2 separate regions of the Homo sapiens genome follow, and region 2 is linked to region 1. The links are chromatin loops, found by intact Hi-C in ENCODE. Cell type or tissue: sigmoid colon. All regions are shown on one strand.

What was found. A loop is a pair of places that touch in the nucleus more often than their neighbours do. Peaks named below come from ENCODE experiments on the same cell type or tissue, not always from the same donor. Only the 100,000 strongest peaks of a DNase experiment are listed, where the experiment ranks them.
Region 2: it touches region 1 in a loop (2.3-fold over the local background); 3 of 110 quality-filtered maps call a loop at or near these places.

The regions. Positions count from the first base shown.
Region 1 is chrX:133,247,492-133,255,491 of GRCh38, reverse strand. No RefSeq gene overlaps it. Among named protein-coding and RNA genes, the nearest start is that of TFDP3, 33 kb to the right of the region's middle. RefSeq lists an enhancer at 4,451-5,034. In sigmoid colon, no CTCF peak of the experiment used is centred here; a DNase peak (open chromatin) is centred at 4,871.
Region 2 is chrX:133,304,573-133,312,572 of GRCh38, reverse strand. It overlaps GPC4 (glypican 4), which reads left to right. Exons shown (of 9, transcript NM_001448.3): 4 at 1,150-1,315; 5 at 6,419-6,549; 6 at 6,655-6,801; 7 at 7,712-7,848. Among named protein-coding and RNA genes, the nearest start is that of TFDP3, 90 kb to the right of the region's middle. RefSeq lists enhancers at 1-134, 4,769-5,683, 6,697-7,197. In sigmoid colon, no CTCF peak of the experiment used is centred here; a DNase peak (open chromatin) is centred at 4,532.

The DNA.
Region 1 (8,000 bases):
CTTGAGTCTGAAGCTCACAGGCAGGTGCTCTTCTCATCAGAGGAGGGTTTTAGAAATGGGGTACCATGAGTTTAGTGTGGGTATAATCATCTGATGTCCAACACCTGGCATCAGCAATTATAGGATGTATACCTGCAGAGAAGGTTGATCTGAGAAGGACATGTAAGTTGAAGGGTACAGGAGAAAGTTAGGAGGAGCTGGTGTAACATCAGACCTTCCCCAATAGGGCCACCAATGGAGATCATGATGTGAGCTCCCTTTCTCTATTTCATGCTGACAAGGTTGAGAAGTCCCTATTAAGCCTTCATCTCCTCCCTCACTGAGAAGGAGACAGAAAGGAGCAGGTCTGTCCGGAAGATCAGAGAGCTGGGGAAACCAGTGGAGACAGAGCTGATATCAGAGTCAGAGACGCCATCCTTAGTGGCACTATTGCCTTTTTGGTAGGCAACACAGATAGGATGGCTATGGGATTTGGGTGGGCATCCGAGAGAATATCCTGTGACTTTACCCCCAAAAGAGTGATACCAGTAGCTTTTGACCAGAGATAAAATGTGTTGTTTGTCAGGGACTTATGTAAAGAAGCTACAGTGCCCATGGTGATTTGGTTGGGTATTCATGAGTCACTAACCCAACAGGAAGTTCTGATGTTTTTTTCTTTTGATCCTAAGTGGAGATTACATGTCTATGGATATGTGTGTGTACACATATACACTCATGTTAGAAAATACATTGCATGACCGTGGCCCCTTAAATACATCCATTATCAGGCATAGATTCAAACCACTAAACCTTGTAATGCCGTTAAATAATTTGGATTGGGAGTTGGGAGTTTTGGGTCTCAGCCTGTGACATTTCACATGCCTCCCAGTTTCTCTGGACAGCAGTTTCATCTGTAAAATGATGAGGCTGGATGAGAATGATCTCAACTGCCCCTTTCAGCGTGAGTGTCAATGATTATGTGACTTTTGGAAATGTAGATCTTCTTCGGGGGCCCATGGTGATTTTGCATAAACCACAGAGGTCAAATGGGCCCAAGCCTCTTGGGTTTGGAGGAGGAAACACAGTGCATTATTTACAAGATTCCACCGATTCAGTAGTTGGGTTTGTCAAATATGCAATAAAGAAGGAAATTAAAAACACAAGATTAAATATGAAGGAAGAAGAAGAAAAGATCAAAGCCTTGGAGTTTTACTTCCAAGTTGCAAAGTGCAGCTGTCCGGACTTCCCCCTGACCTCCGGTCGCTCCTTGGAGACAGGGACTGAATGGGACTCTGAATAGGGCTGCAGAGCTGGGCCCTATTCAGTGGCCCTTCCCTACCCTTTAGCTTGGCGAGCAGTCATTCGGACCCTCGGACCTAAGTGAGTCTCCCATCCAATTGCTGCCTTTCCTTTCTCTGTCTCTGACTTTGGAGGACCAGCCTTCATTCTAGGCAAAACCCAGCAGAATAAGTCAGTGACACTACTTCAACTTTTGAAATATTTTAAGTTTTTCCATTTTTGACTCATTGGCTCCCAGTGGTGTGAAAATCTACTTTCAGCAAATTTTCCCTCAAATACTCTGTAGCAATAAGAGATGGCTGCAGAGTTGGATCTGTTTTTCTCCTCTCCAGATTAATCTAAGGTAACATTCGAGGAACAATTTTGTTAACACAACAGAGCAGAGAAACTAAAGGGATCTATTTCCCCCAAGCAGCCACTGAAGTTAAGAACAGGGAGTAGAAGTTTGGGAAATACTTTTTTAGAGGTTTTTAAACATTGCAGTATTTATTTATTTATTTATTTATTTATTTATTTATTTATTTATTTATTTTTAAAGAACAGCAGCTTGGAATGTTCTGCCTTTTTTTTTTTTTTTTTTTTTTTTTTGAGACAGAGTCTCACTGTGTCGCCCAGGCTGAAGTGCAGTGGTGCGATCTCGGCTCACTGCAACCTCTGCCTCCCAGGTTCAAGTGATTCTTCTGCCTCAGCCTCCTGAGTAGCTGGGATTACAGGTGCCCACCACCACGCCCAGCTACTTTTTGTACTTTTAGCAGAGACGGGGTTTCGGCATGTTGGCCAGGCTGATCTCAAACTCATGACCTCAGGTGATCCGCCCGCCTCCACCTCCCAAAGTGCTAGGATTACAAGTGTGAGCCACCACGCCCGGCCCAGAATGCTACTTTTTAGTCTGATGTCACTTAGTCCAGAGCAGGCAGTTAATGGTGGGGGCTCTTAGCAGGACCTGCATTCCATGTAGGCCACAGAGCCTATACTGTGAAATTGCGGAGGGGCTGCCAAAGCCCTGGGTTGTGGAGCTTCAAGTCTTGCTACTGCCAGAGTTGGGGGCCCAGACCCCAAGATCACACCGTGACTCAAAAGACTGGGTCCTGCTGAAGCCACTCTACTCACCAGAGCAAGCTCTCTTTAGGGGAGGCCCTGCTGTCTGGGGCATGGTGGCCACAGGAAAGGGGAGGCCAGGGGAAAGGAGTAGGTTGTCCTTCAAAGAAGCAGCTCTGAGGCTCAAGGACCCTGGCACCCCTGATTCCACAGCAATAAGGGAGCAGCTACTGGAAACTCCATGGATCAGAAAGTGCTTTTGGAGCTGCCAGATGAAAGAAAGGAAAAAAGACGAATAGATGCATGGAGAAGGCAGGTTAACAGAATGATAGAACAGGGGAAGGGGAAGAAGGAGATTCACAAAGAGAGAAAAAGAGAGTGAGACAGAAGACGGTGATATAGCTCAAAGAAATGAGAATATTTGCAGTAACAGAATACTCACTCATCTTTTTCCTTAGATCCTGCTGGGGAGACTTGATTGGCAGGTGTGGCTTGAAGGCCTGGGAGGCCTGGCAGATGACTCCCTCCTTCCCCATCTTGCTTGGGCCTGCCTTGACCCTGAGCCCGTGGTTGGAGGTCTCTCAGTTCTGACCTCTTGCTCTGGTGTCCTGTGTGCCCTTCCTCTGCCCTCCTCTGCTTCTGGCTAGCTCCCTCCCTCTCTCTTCCCTTCCTCTTCTCTTCCCTTCCCCCTCCCCTCCCCTCCCCTCTCCTCCCCTCTCCTCTTCTCTCCCCTCCCCTCTCCTCCCCTCCCCTCTCCTCTTCTCTCCCCTCCCCTCTCCTCCCCTCCCCTCTCCTCTTCTCTCCCCTCCCCTTCTTTCTTTTCTTTTCTCTTTTCTTTTAATGTCTTTTCTTCTTTTTCTTTCTTTCCTTTCTTCTCTCCTTTTGTCTTTCTTCTTTCTTTTCTTCTTTTTCTTCCTTTTTTTGTTCTCCTTCTCTTTTTTTCTTCCTTCCTTCCTTCTTTCTTTTCTCCTCCCTTCCTCTTCTCCTTTCTTTCTTTCCTTTTTTCCTTCCTACCTTCTAACAGAGTCTTGCTCTCTCATTCAGGCTGGAGTGCAGTGGTACAATCATAGCTTACTGTAGCCTAAAACTCCTGGGCTCAAGTGATCCTCCCACCTCAACCTCCTGAGTAGCTGGGACTACAGGCACACACCACCACACCTGGCTTTTTTTTTTAATCTTTATTTTTTGTAGAGACAGGTATCTCACTATGTTGCCCAGGCTAGTCTCAAACTCCTGGCCTCAACTTATCTTCCTGCCTCAGCCTCCTGAGTAGCTGGGACTACCAGCATTTGCCACCATGTCTGGCTATGTTTTCTACTTTTTATAGAGGTGGGGTCTCTGTATGTTGCCCAGGCTTGTCTTGAACTCCTAGGCTCAAATGATCCTCCGTCTTGGCCTCCCAAAACCCTGGGATTACAGCCGTAAGCCACCATGCCCAGCTCCTCTCTTTGTCTTTTTTCCCCACTTTGACAGCACCACCTCCCTTCCAGCTGGTCTGAGGTCCCCCATTTTTAATGCCTATAACAAAACCAAGGGTTAGGCGGGACCCAAGAGCTCCATGTTATGGTGACAGAGTTCCAATTAAGGACATCGGGTATGGTGTGTGGTCAGCAGGAACGTTGGCTTTTCTCTGCAGAACTGACAGGCGATTCAGAGCCTATGGAGTTTGTCAAATGCAGCTCTCACCTCCTGGAGATATCCTCTGGGGCCTTGCGTGGAGACACTTGTGATGACTGGTTCCCTGTCTCACTACAGATGTGGGTTTCAATAAGGTCATGTTAATAGTATTTCGTCTGTTGTAGTAAGATTTGCAAATTGCCCAGATTAGCATACACAGAAACAAAAAAAAAAAATTCAGATCCATTTTGTTTACTAGCCCAAAGTGAATGTGCTTTATAGGCTCCAAATGTGTAGATCAAGGTTGCCAGCTCTTCAAGCCCCCAGCTGACTTTGCAAGCCCTCACCCTATCAGCAACCTGTGGCCCTTCAGGCCCCGTGGGAAGTAATAACAGTAAGTGGGGAAGTTTGTCAAAGGGTGGCAGAAAGGGGCTTCCTCCTTATTAGACCGTGGCTCTAATGAGATGGTGAGCATATTTTCCAAGCAGCCACCTTAAAAAAAAAGAAAAGAAATCCATAATGTGACCAGGCCAAGTGTGCTTACGTGAACGACAAGGGAAACTATTTGAAACTGGAACTGTTGTATAAAATACAGGGCATGTGTTTGCCAGAATTATGACAACCACTACTTTCTGTAAACCCAGAAAAGGGCCACAGCAGGATTGCCAGGGTCCCTTTGGAAAACTGGACTTCATTCCTACAGCTCTGTTCCCTGCCCCCACACCCTCTCCAGCCCTAGCTCAGCTTGTGGTAGCATTTAGAAGGCCTTGGTAATTACTGAAGGCAAATGATAGAAGACACATTTTGAAAAGGACAGCTTCATTGTTGCTAACATCATGGGCATTGTTTGTAAGGGGTTTGTTGTTTTTGGAGGCGGGTAGGAAGAGGGAGGAGGAATTCAATCAAGCCCTTCCAGCTAGAGCTCTGTGAGCTGCACAACCTGGATCCTGCTGCTGGGCCAGCGCCTGCCAGAGATAAAACAGGCCCTTTCTTTCTTGTGCGTTCTCTGCCTACTGCTGCAGCCACAGAGAGAAACAGAGATTCTGAATGGTTTTCAGGCCCCTCCTGGCTTTCCTGTCATATATTTCAGATACTTTCAAAGAAAAAAATAAAGAGCAAAGTTGATGTTCCAGGGAGGCTGTTGTGAAACACTGCATTGTACACAAGGGTTTCCTGGCACAACAGTGGGCTGGGGTGTAAAGGTCTGGAATGTCCCTTCCACCATGACCATTCTAATGACCATTCTAGACTTCTTTGATGCCAGTAAGTCCTACAGACCAGGGGTGTCCAATCTTTTGGCTTCCCTGGGCCACATTGGAAGAAGAATTTTCTTGGGCCACACATAAAATACACTAACAATAGCTGATGAGCAAAAAAAAAAAAAAAAAAAAAAAAAAATTGCAAAAAATCTCATAATGTTTTAAGAAAGTTTATGAATTTGTGCTGGGCCACATTCAAAGCTGTCCCGAGCTGCATGCATGTGGCCCGTGGACTGTAGGTTGGACAAGCTTGCTATAGAAGAAAAAAAGTTAATGTTTTCTTCAGGGAGAAGAATTGGGTCATATGTGTTAGTGTTGAAGATCATCACAAACTTTTCAGTCAGTCGGGATGTCACACAGAGCATGTCTAACTGAGTTACTGCATGAACTTGAAGCCCTGCACAGGACTGGGGGACTTGCTAACAATCATCTGGTATTTCTTCAGATAAACACTAGGTGGCATGGAGAACTTAATAAATAGAAAACACTAATATCACAAATTGGAAAATAGAGGAGAACCTTCTTGTCTCACTTGCAGCAATTTTTAAATCTCCCGGTCAAAGTTCAATAGAAAACAACAGCAATATGGCTAACGTTGTTTATTGAGGCATTCACAAAGAGAACCAAGCTAGAGGAATTATTTCACAAAATCTCTCCTTCTAATCTTTTCTGGAATATCATTTTATAAACATGATGATAAATTCAAAAATAATTGTTCCCATGACCAAATTCCTTAATAGAAAACAGTCTATTTCTGTCAGTGTGGACGTGTTTTTCATTTGCAAAATCCTGACAAACTTTTCTTCCTCCCCCTTTTCCTGTAAGAAATGAGCCAAGGGGGTGGGGGTTGGGGGGAAACAAAGCTGACTGATCATTCTTCTCCAAACATCCCTTTGGATTAAAAGGCACAATTTCTCCTGCCATTTTGACATTCCCAACATGTTTGCTTTTCTGTGTTCAGGGCTAGAAAGAGGAGTGAGTATCTTTCCCATAATGCTGAGTACAAAAACCTAGGGAGCAGGTGTCCTAGTGTAACTGCCCAAGGGGTCCTTCCTGCCCACTGCACAAACAAAATCAATTCACAGAGACCATGTCATTGCAGTAAAGAAAGAGTTTAATTAACGCGAGGCTGGCCACACCATGCAGAAGATGGAGTTATTATTCAAATCAGTTTCATGGAAGGTTCAGATGTTAGGAGTTTTTCAGATAGTTTGCTGGACAGGGAGCTAAGGTATGGACAGTGCTGACTGTTTGGGTCAGAGATGAAATAATAGGGAGTTGAAGCTGTCCTCTTGGACTGATCGCTTCTGGGTGGGGCCACAGGAGCAGTTGGCAGGTCCAGGTGGAGCCTTCGGTCAGACATGCAAAAAACCTGAAACGATATCTCAAAAGGCCAGTCGTAGGTTCTACAATGGTGACGTTATCTGCAGGAGTAATTGGGAAAGTTGCATATCTTGTGACCTCCAGAATAATGGCTGGCAATCCTTGATATCTATACCTTAATGAAATTCAGGCTTTTCTATCCTCCTAGTCTGGTGGTTTCTCATTAGCTTTACAAAGGCAGTTGAGTTTTGGGAAAGGACTATTATCATTTAAACTATAAACTAAATGTCTCCCAAATAAGCCCAGGAATAATTAAGGGCAGCTTGAAGGCTAAAGGCAAGATGAGGGTTGGCCAGATCAGATCTCCTTCACTGCCATAATTTCTTCACTGTTAGGGTTTTTGTAAAGGCAGTTTCACTAGCTACAGTTCAATGACTAGATCATTTCTGACAATAATACATCCTCTCTTTTGCTTAGCAAATCCTGTAGGGAGAAGCAGAGCTGTATCACACAAAGGCATTCTTGACTCACCAGGTACTGATTATTAGAGCAAGGCCACTTAAGGGCCTCTTCTAGCCTTCTGGCAGTTGAAAGTCCTAAAACATACAAAGTTCGCAGCCCTGCCCCTGCAAGACAGACAACAGGCTAGTCTAGGCAGAAGCAAAAATTGTTGCCACTTAGAGTAACGGGAAGCTGTGCCTTCCAGGTGTCATTTCTAAGAATAAGAGTCAGGCAGAAAAGTTAGTACTTTGAAAGGCTTCAGCTGTCTTAAGGAATGCTGTCTTAGCATAGCTGAAACCTATGTTGGAATAGCTTGAAATCCTACACCTAATCACAGTACCTGAAGTCACCAAGACACTCAGGTTCAATCTCCATAGAGACAGCGATCAGGTGCCAAGCAATGGGAGTTTGTGGCCCAGCCCTAGCCTTTATGTGTGACCTCTCTGACTCTCCCTGAGTCTCTGTGTCTCCATCTGCGAGATGAGAATTACAATTGCCATTCAAACATTCAAATTCTCAGCGCTGTGTAGAGGAGCAAATCAAATGGGAAGGCGCTTTGTAGGCCAAGCCATACCCCAGTATCATGATTCCAAGCAGGAGAGAGAAAACCCAAACTGCACTTTTATTGCCTTATTTCACTACAGTCAGCAAGAACAGGACAGTCCAATTATGTAGACTCATTTCAGCAGCATGAACCTGAATGACCACCCTATCACCCCATATTTAGAAGGTGTCTCCTTACCTAATTTTTGTGGATCTGTTTTTGATCCCTCACTCTTGTTTCCTCATAAAGGAAACTCTGCACACAAGATCTCTGTTCACCCCCCTTTAACTCACAGATCTGTAATGGTGAAACAGCCTTTCTATCTGGGGTGCCACCCGAAGTTCTTTGTCTCATGGCCAAGGAAATCAAGGATGCAGACACTCCAAGGGTGAGGATAGAGCAGGACTTTAATAAGCAAAAGAAAGAGAGAAAGCCCTCTG
Region 2 (8,000 bases), 57 kb before region 1:
GCTGCAACCTCCGTCTCCCAGGTTCAAGCAATTCTTCTGCCTCAGCCTCCTGAGTAGCTGGGACTACAGGCACACACCACCATGCCCGGCTAATTTTTGTATTTTTAGTAGAAACGGGGTTTCACCATGCTGGCAAGGCTGGTCTCGAACTCCTGACCTTGTGATCCGCCCACTTCGGCCTCCCAAAATGCTGAGATTACAGGCGTGAGCCACCGTGCCTGGCAACTGGTATCCCAGTTTCTGCCTGATGTTTAAGCCCCTCTAAATTCTGGCCACACGCATACTCCTGTGCACCTGACCTTATTTCCCGCAATTCCCCAACCCCATTCTGAGATGCAGTGACATGTCCTGTACTCTCCTACAGGTTTTGTTCATTTCATTGAACTTAACTCAGGATGCTCTCCCTTTGTTTGACCACTTAAGTCCAGCCCCTTTCTCGAAAATTTAACCAAAGCCCCACCTCTTTCATCAAGTGTTCTGTGAACACTCTGTGCTTTAGTACTCCCAAGCCTTGGAAAACCTTCACACACCCCCTAAGTTTAAGATTACTCATATTCTGCCTTGTAGAATATATTAACTTTGCCTTCTGCACAGCTCTTGGCACAGAACAGAAGACACCGTAGGTACCCTTCTAAACCTTAATTTGGGGTTAGGGTTCAAAGGACAGCCTTGTAGTCAATGTAATGCAGAAGAAGATGTGCTTCTGTTCCAGTCTGGCAAAGACAAACACTGATGGTTGAGGCTATTAGCAGGACGTGCATGGTGGGCACATGAAGATAGTCTCCTCCACTGCATCTCATGGCTCACCCTGCATAGTTATTTGTAAAAGGATTTTGAGATAATTGAGCAATTTATGTGTGTGTGAGAGAGAGACTCCAGGAGGGAAGGGGGTGGGGGAGGAATGGGTGTTTACAGGGTGGGAGTTGGTGCACCTTGTTTGTTTTGGGTCATCTCCCTCCTCTCCCCTGTCCCAACATGTATCTTTTATCTAATCTATGTCTTCAGGAGGCAGTCCAGGCTTACTAATTGTGATCAATCACAACTCATTCTTAAGTTCATGGCCAAGCCTTCAGTGTCAATGTGATAGAAGCAATTTCTGTCTCTATTTTAGCCCCGCCACTACTGTCTTTTTTTCTTTTCACACATTAGGTAAACCCCACAGCCCAGTGTACCCATGCCCTGTTGAAGATGATCTACTGCTCCCACTGCCGGGGTCTCGTGACTGTGAAGCCATGTTACAACTACTGCTCAAACATCATGAGAGGCTGTTTGGCCAACCAAGGGGATCTCGATTTTGAATGGAACAATTTCATAGGTGAGCAAGTGGTTAACATATTTGTGTTGCTGGAGATAGCTTAGCTTCCAGTCACAAGGAATGTTGTAATTGGCAGCTATGAAATTTGTTTGTTTAAGTGTTTGCTATTTAGTGTTTGTCAGAATCCTGACTACGCTCAACTACTTTGAGAATAGTAAAAACATTACTGCAAGTGAATGTTCCCTCAAACTAATGGTGGCATTTCTGAAGGTAATAGATACAGTGGCTGCCAGGTTTTAATAATGAGAAAATGCCTTTTTCTTGGAGACAGAGTCTCTTTCTGTCACCTAGGCTGGAGTATAGCAGCACAATCATAGCTCTGTGTAACCTGAAACTCCTGGGTTCAAGCGATCCTCTCACCCTCAGCCCCCCAAAAGCCCTGGGATTATAGGCATGAGCCACTCACTGAGAAAGTGTCTTTTTGATATTTCCCGCCTGAAAGTCAGTTGTGTTTATGATTATAGGCTTGTATCCATGTAAATGCTGGAGTACAGTCCTCATGGAGTTGTAAAAGTGGCTTTTAAAATGTTATATCTATTACACTGCAACTAAATCTTCTGCAAACCGGCCAGATACGCATTTGTTATTTGGATCAGGTGAAATCTGATTGAGAAATTCAGGGATTCTGTTTCTGTACACCATTTAGCAGTAGTAGTCTGCTCTGGTGAGAGTGGAAGGACTTTAGCCCTGAGAATTTAAGGGATACATATTCCTGCATATATATTCCACCTAGAAAACCATTCTCAGAACCCAGACAGCAATGTAAATGAAGTGGCCAATTGCAGAGAGGGTTAGTTATGATTTTGGGGAAAGGACAAATTAAGGAGAATTTAAATGTCCAGTTGTCAATTACCTTGATGCCTGAAGCAACAGTAACCAGTGTTGAAGTTCCTTATGCTGAGTATTAGTAGGACCGCACACACATACTAACAGCTCACAAAAAGAAACTCACATTTTTCCCCACCCTAGTCACCTTTGCATAATTGCCGAATTTGAGTGTCTTTATAAGCACCTGTTTTTCACTTATTTGTCCAAATCATGGGAACATGTATGCAGTATTCTGGCTTGGTTTTTTGGGGGGAGGTGAGGGGTGTTAATGTTGGGGAATGCTTTTTAGTCTGTGTGAGAGCTAATTACCATATTAACTCCGTTTGAAAGTGCATCAATAAATTGGCTCCAACAGATTCTTAAGAACACTGACACAGGGGGATAAAAAAAGATGTGAATATTAAGCACTTCAGCACAATTGTAGCCTAAATAGCTCAAAGCTAGAAGACCTGAAAAAATCTTCTACACACAGAAAAGCAGAATCTCATGAAAGGGAAGGCATAAGACCAGCAAAGACATACAGGCCAAATGGCACATCATGCCCAGAATGAAGCCATGGGAGAAATTGTTGATTCAAAATATTTCTCATGGAAGTAAAAACCCATAGAATTTCCAGATCTAAAGTCGCTGTTTTTGTTTTCTCTCTCTCTCTTTAATCCCACACTCATCCCCACACCCAAATGTCAAGTTTGCAGTTCACTTTTGCAAAATTGAATTTTTAAAGAAAGTTGGTGATCCTTTTCAATTGCCCCTATAATTCACTGTTTCTCCAGGCAAGGTAGTAGAATTTGCCATATGGTACAAAAAAGTGTATGGTGACAGTGATCGAATTCTGCTGACTTTTCTACAGACACATTGGGAATGGAATGCAGAAGGGCATGGCCCTTGCCACTATTTTGATACTCTAACATGTCTAGCAGCAACTATAACTAAACTCATATCCTTATATTAAAATACAAATGCTCCTACGTGTTTTTCCTGGAGTTTACAGGTCCATATCAAATCAAAACCACACTCTGGCTTTCTTTATTGATGTTTTAAATCAGTTACTCGAAAACAAAGAGGACTTAAGTTGCTGTTGTTGTTCTTGTTGGGCATTTTTAAAATTACATTTGTTATCTTTGAAGAAACAAACCCAAGTAGAAGTTGATAGGATTTCTGAATCGATTTTTCCCTAGTTATTTTAAGTGATAACTTTTTGGAGGGATGAGGTATATAATTGTATCTAAACTTTGTTTTTAATGGGTATACTATTCTTTATTTCTAATAAGCAGATATAAAAGACCAGGAGTAATAGACATTGTTAATCTCCAGTGCTTTTTCATGAATTTTTCACAAGGGTTTAATTAATCTGCTTTGTGGTTGTAGAATTCAGTCCCAATTTACATGCCTCTGCTGTAAATTCTTTTTTTATTTCTTGTCTCTCTCTCTTTTTTTTTTTTTCTGTTTGCAAGGAATTTTTCTTTCCCCTTTAAATGACTGCAGCTAATGAATGGTCAAGGGCTTTTTCCCCCTTCTTTAAATCAGATCTTGGGGTTAAGTCGGGAAACTGCCTTTTGTTCTTCCAGTCAGGTCGGGAGGCTGAAGATGTGGGTTTCTGATTATTGGCAGCACAATGCAAAAGGAATCGCTTTCCCTAGTGAGAAGGGGATGCTTTGTTGCTGGGGGTATGGGGGGAAACTCAGTGCCAGTGTCTTGAGCACTGAAATAATGCAGTTGGACTAGACCCTTTAAGAGACTAAGGATGAACTGGTTTTCCAAATCCGTCTTCTTGTTGCCATGCTCTTCCTCTCCTCTCTTAACTGCATCTGCAACTGGCCATGAATTGAGACCCTTTAGTAAATGTTGAAGTCTTGTCAGCCTTTTATCAGGATGGATCCAAATAGTTAAAACACCTTAGAACTTGGTTTTATAAGACGCTGGTTTATATGAAACCTTCACTTGGAAATATAAACCAAATACCTCCCTTGCCCCCACCAACAAAAGTCAGTTTCTGGAGAATCATAAATTATGCTATGCAACTTGTTCTCCATCACATACTGTAGCTGTGTTAACACTCATTTGACTCAGGGCCAACCCTATTAATGTCGCATGTTGCTGCCAGTGGGAATTTAGTATTGGGATTGCTGGCGGGGACACCAGCCAGGTCCTGGCAGGAGGCAGGAGCCAGTCAGATATCCCGCAAACAAGGGCCTCCGTGGCTCGTATCAGCCAGAAGAAAACCCAAACTCCAAACCAATCATCTTTGGCTTTCTCTTGAGGCTTCTTATCAGGGCTGGCTGCTGTTACAGAAGAGCCAATTGATAGCCAATCATGACTTCCTCCAGGGGTTAGAGGCAGCTTTGGCTCCCGGGCTGCAGAGTGCAGGCAGAATGCTCTTCAGTTGCATTCTTCAGCTGCGCAACACACAACACCATGGCACCGGCCCCAACAAAGGCCCAGCTTCCCCCTCCATTCCCAGGCTCTTGTGTATAGCCGGCTGGCTCAGAGTTTACAAAGACGCCAAACAGCCAGAAGAATTGGGGTTTATGTTTCCTTTCAGTCTTTCACAAACACATTAGTGATCTGGCCATTCCTTGCCACTAGGGGAATAAGGAGTTACAAAATGCACTGGGTTTTGTTGTTGTTGTTGTTGTTGTTATTTAAACGTCTGCATTTTAGATGTTTATTTTCTGTCTATTCATAATATTTTTATTGGGAGCAGGTGATTTCTTCTCAGCTTACGAAGGAATGTGCTTTCTGTACGTGGCAGCCCTGATGATTTGACAATGATGAACACATTTAAGTTGTGCTCCACTTGTTTACAAAAGTCTCCTTTTGCTAGCACATCAAAAGCATTTTTTTTCTCTCCTGTAGTACAATGGTATATTCATGCTTTCAGCCCTTACTTAGAGTTAGAAGCATCACTTGATTGGCGCTTACCACAATGCATTCTGAAACTTCATTTGTTATTACTGTTTTAAAAATTGCATTTCATGGAAATCTATTTGTGGTTTGTGACATCGGAATTGTAGTTTAGAGAAATGACCCCGTGCATTAAAATGTTGTGTAGCATTTGTTCTAGGTTGAAGGTGAAAGCTTGATGACTAGATTTGGTTTCATTGATATGCTGATGCCTATGCTGCTTTCCACTAGAAAGCTTAGATAGAAGCTCAGCTGGGGGCTGCAATTGTCAGCTGTGTTCTTTGGGTAGGACACAATCTTCCGGGAACTAGCTCTTCTTTCAAGTAACCATCCTTGCACTACCTGAAGATGATAGATAATGTGGGTCTAACTCCTTTCTTGCCATGCACTAAGCACTAGAGTGTAAAGGGGGGATAAACAAGTTTAAAAGTTCACTGTTTGTCGTTAATGAAGCATCCTTTTTGTCATTTGGGGTTTTCATTTCCAAGTTCTTCTAATTTTGTAAAACAGGTAGCAGGCAAAAATACTAAGCCTCATAATCCTAAGAAACATATATGGCAAGAAAACAAAGACAATGTATTTTATTGAAGCGATTCAGTGCTTACTGGAAAATGCCATGCTACTCCAGAGTCTAAAGCAGGATAATCGGTGAAGATATATACTGTGAGCCCACTAATTTTGTGTACTGTATCTTGTGTCATCTTCTCACTTGCAAAAAAAAGGAGGTACATGCCTTAAGATAAATTGAAGCCATTGTATTTGCAATGAGAAGTTTTTCTTAATACAAAAATTGGATTATTCAAAGTTTTAGTATTTGAAAAGTCATTAGAATTCCTAGGAACCCTTTCATTTGTATTATCCAACGGTGCACTCAAGGATCTGAGGGGTTTTGTTTTTAAAAACAAAAGAAAAGAATTAATATGCCAGCATCTTAACTGATTTATGTTTTTGACTCTTGTAAATGGAATGTGAAACGAGAAGATCCTAGGGAAGTCTCTGGGAGAGCTGGCATGTTATTTTGTCTCCAGCCTTAGGTTTGTCATCTGGGAGCTAACTAAGAGCCTTACAGTGACAGTGGCTGACACACGAATAATCAGTATTGAGGAAAGTTCCTGATTGGGTTTCCTTGCTGTAGAACTAAGCCTTCATCTGGCCATTTCACACTTTAGAGAGCTAGTGATACATAGTGACTAAATGCAGTTTGGTGTAAGGGAAATAGACATAAAAACAAGAATTCATTATGATCCATGCCTTACTTCCCCTGCCCCCATGCAGGAAACAGACAGAAAAAAAAATCAGATTGATTTACCCAAGGCCAAACTAATGATTGACTTTTTATGCTGTATTGTTCTTCCCCAAACCTCATATTAGATGCTATGCTGATGGTGGCAGAGAGGCTAGAGGGTCCTTTCAACATTGAATCGGTCATGGATCCCATCGATGTGAAGATTTCTGATGCTATTATGAACATGCAGGATAATAGTGTTCAAGTGTCTCAGAAGGTAATGAAGGCAGGATGCTGGAAAGGGGAGCTAGGGACCTCCCCCGCCTCCGCCTCCCGCCTTGGGAGTGACTTCCCTAACATGACGACACTTACTCTAATGCAGGTTTTCCAGGGATGTGGACCCCCCAAGCCCCTCCCAGCTGGACGAATTTCTCGTTCCATCTCTGAAAGTGCCTTCAGTGCTCGCTTCAGACCACATCACCCCGAGGAACGCCCAACCACAGCAGCTGGCACTAGTTTGGACCGACTGGTGAGCGTTTTGGCAGGAAGGGCCGTGTTTAATGACAAAGAACTGAAAACTCTTGCTCAAAATGAATTTTTAGCTGGAAGGCTAACAAGTGTGGGTCTTTCAGGTGTCACTTTTCAAGCAAATAGGATGTGGATGTCAGTCAATCTGCCTGTCCCATTTTCTAGCCCAGAAAGTTCTTGGGTAGCCAAGGAGTTATGATGCAATAAGTCTTGTCTCAAAATTTCTCTTTAGATTCACCATGCATTTATTGAACATCTACTATGTGCCCATCACTGTGCTAGGCATAGAGAAGCTCAGAGAAATAAGGCAGATCCTTGTTCTCAAAAGGCACCAACAAGGAGGCAAAGAGGGAGAAGTAGATGTTCCAGGCTTATTAACATAAAATGATGTTTAGTAAAAGCTGAGATGGGAGAAAAGTGAGTAACTGTAGGCAAATTGCTTTATCCACAGTAATATGCTACAAAAATGTAAGAAACTATTCCTACAGTAGTAGGAACACAGAAGAGGGAGCCTGAGGAGACAGGGATGGAGAGAAAGAGCAATAGCAGCTATGTTTCACAGAGTGCATAATATACATGCTTGATCCTGACTCTAAAAGCCTTAGGAGAAGAGACTGCATGTTATCTTTGTGCCTACAGGGCATGGAGACTGGTAGGCCTCAGATGGTACTTACAATGAGGTGGGCAAGGGGTCTAGGCCACTCCTTTGGAGCTTGCATTTCAACTATTATTTGAGTGGTTTTGTACTTCTAAGATATAAATTGGAGTTGCATCTTCCTCTTCTAATTAAAGTTGAAAATGAATTGCATATCACTCTGGAGATACTTTGGAAATGGCCAGAAGGCACACTTGTAGGTAGTTTTGTCTTGTCTTACAATGATCTTTTTTTGTTGTTGTTGTTTCATAATTAGGTTACTGATGTCAAGGAGAAACTGAAACAGGCCAAGAAATTCTGGTCCTCCCTTCCGAGCAACGTTTGCAACGATGAGAGGATGGCTGCAGGAAACGGCAATGAGGATGACTGTTGGAATGGGAAAGGCAAAAGCAGGTTAGTGTCTGTTGAATGAATTTGAAGTTTCTCCCTTCCTAGATGCCTGGGTGACCTTCAGAGAGGGTTCTCTCAATTGTCAACCGAGGCATCAGGAAGCAATTCACAGTAGGTAGCAACAACATGGAAGGCTTCTAGGTGTTCTTAGGAAC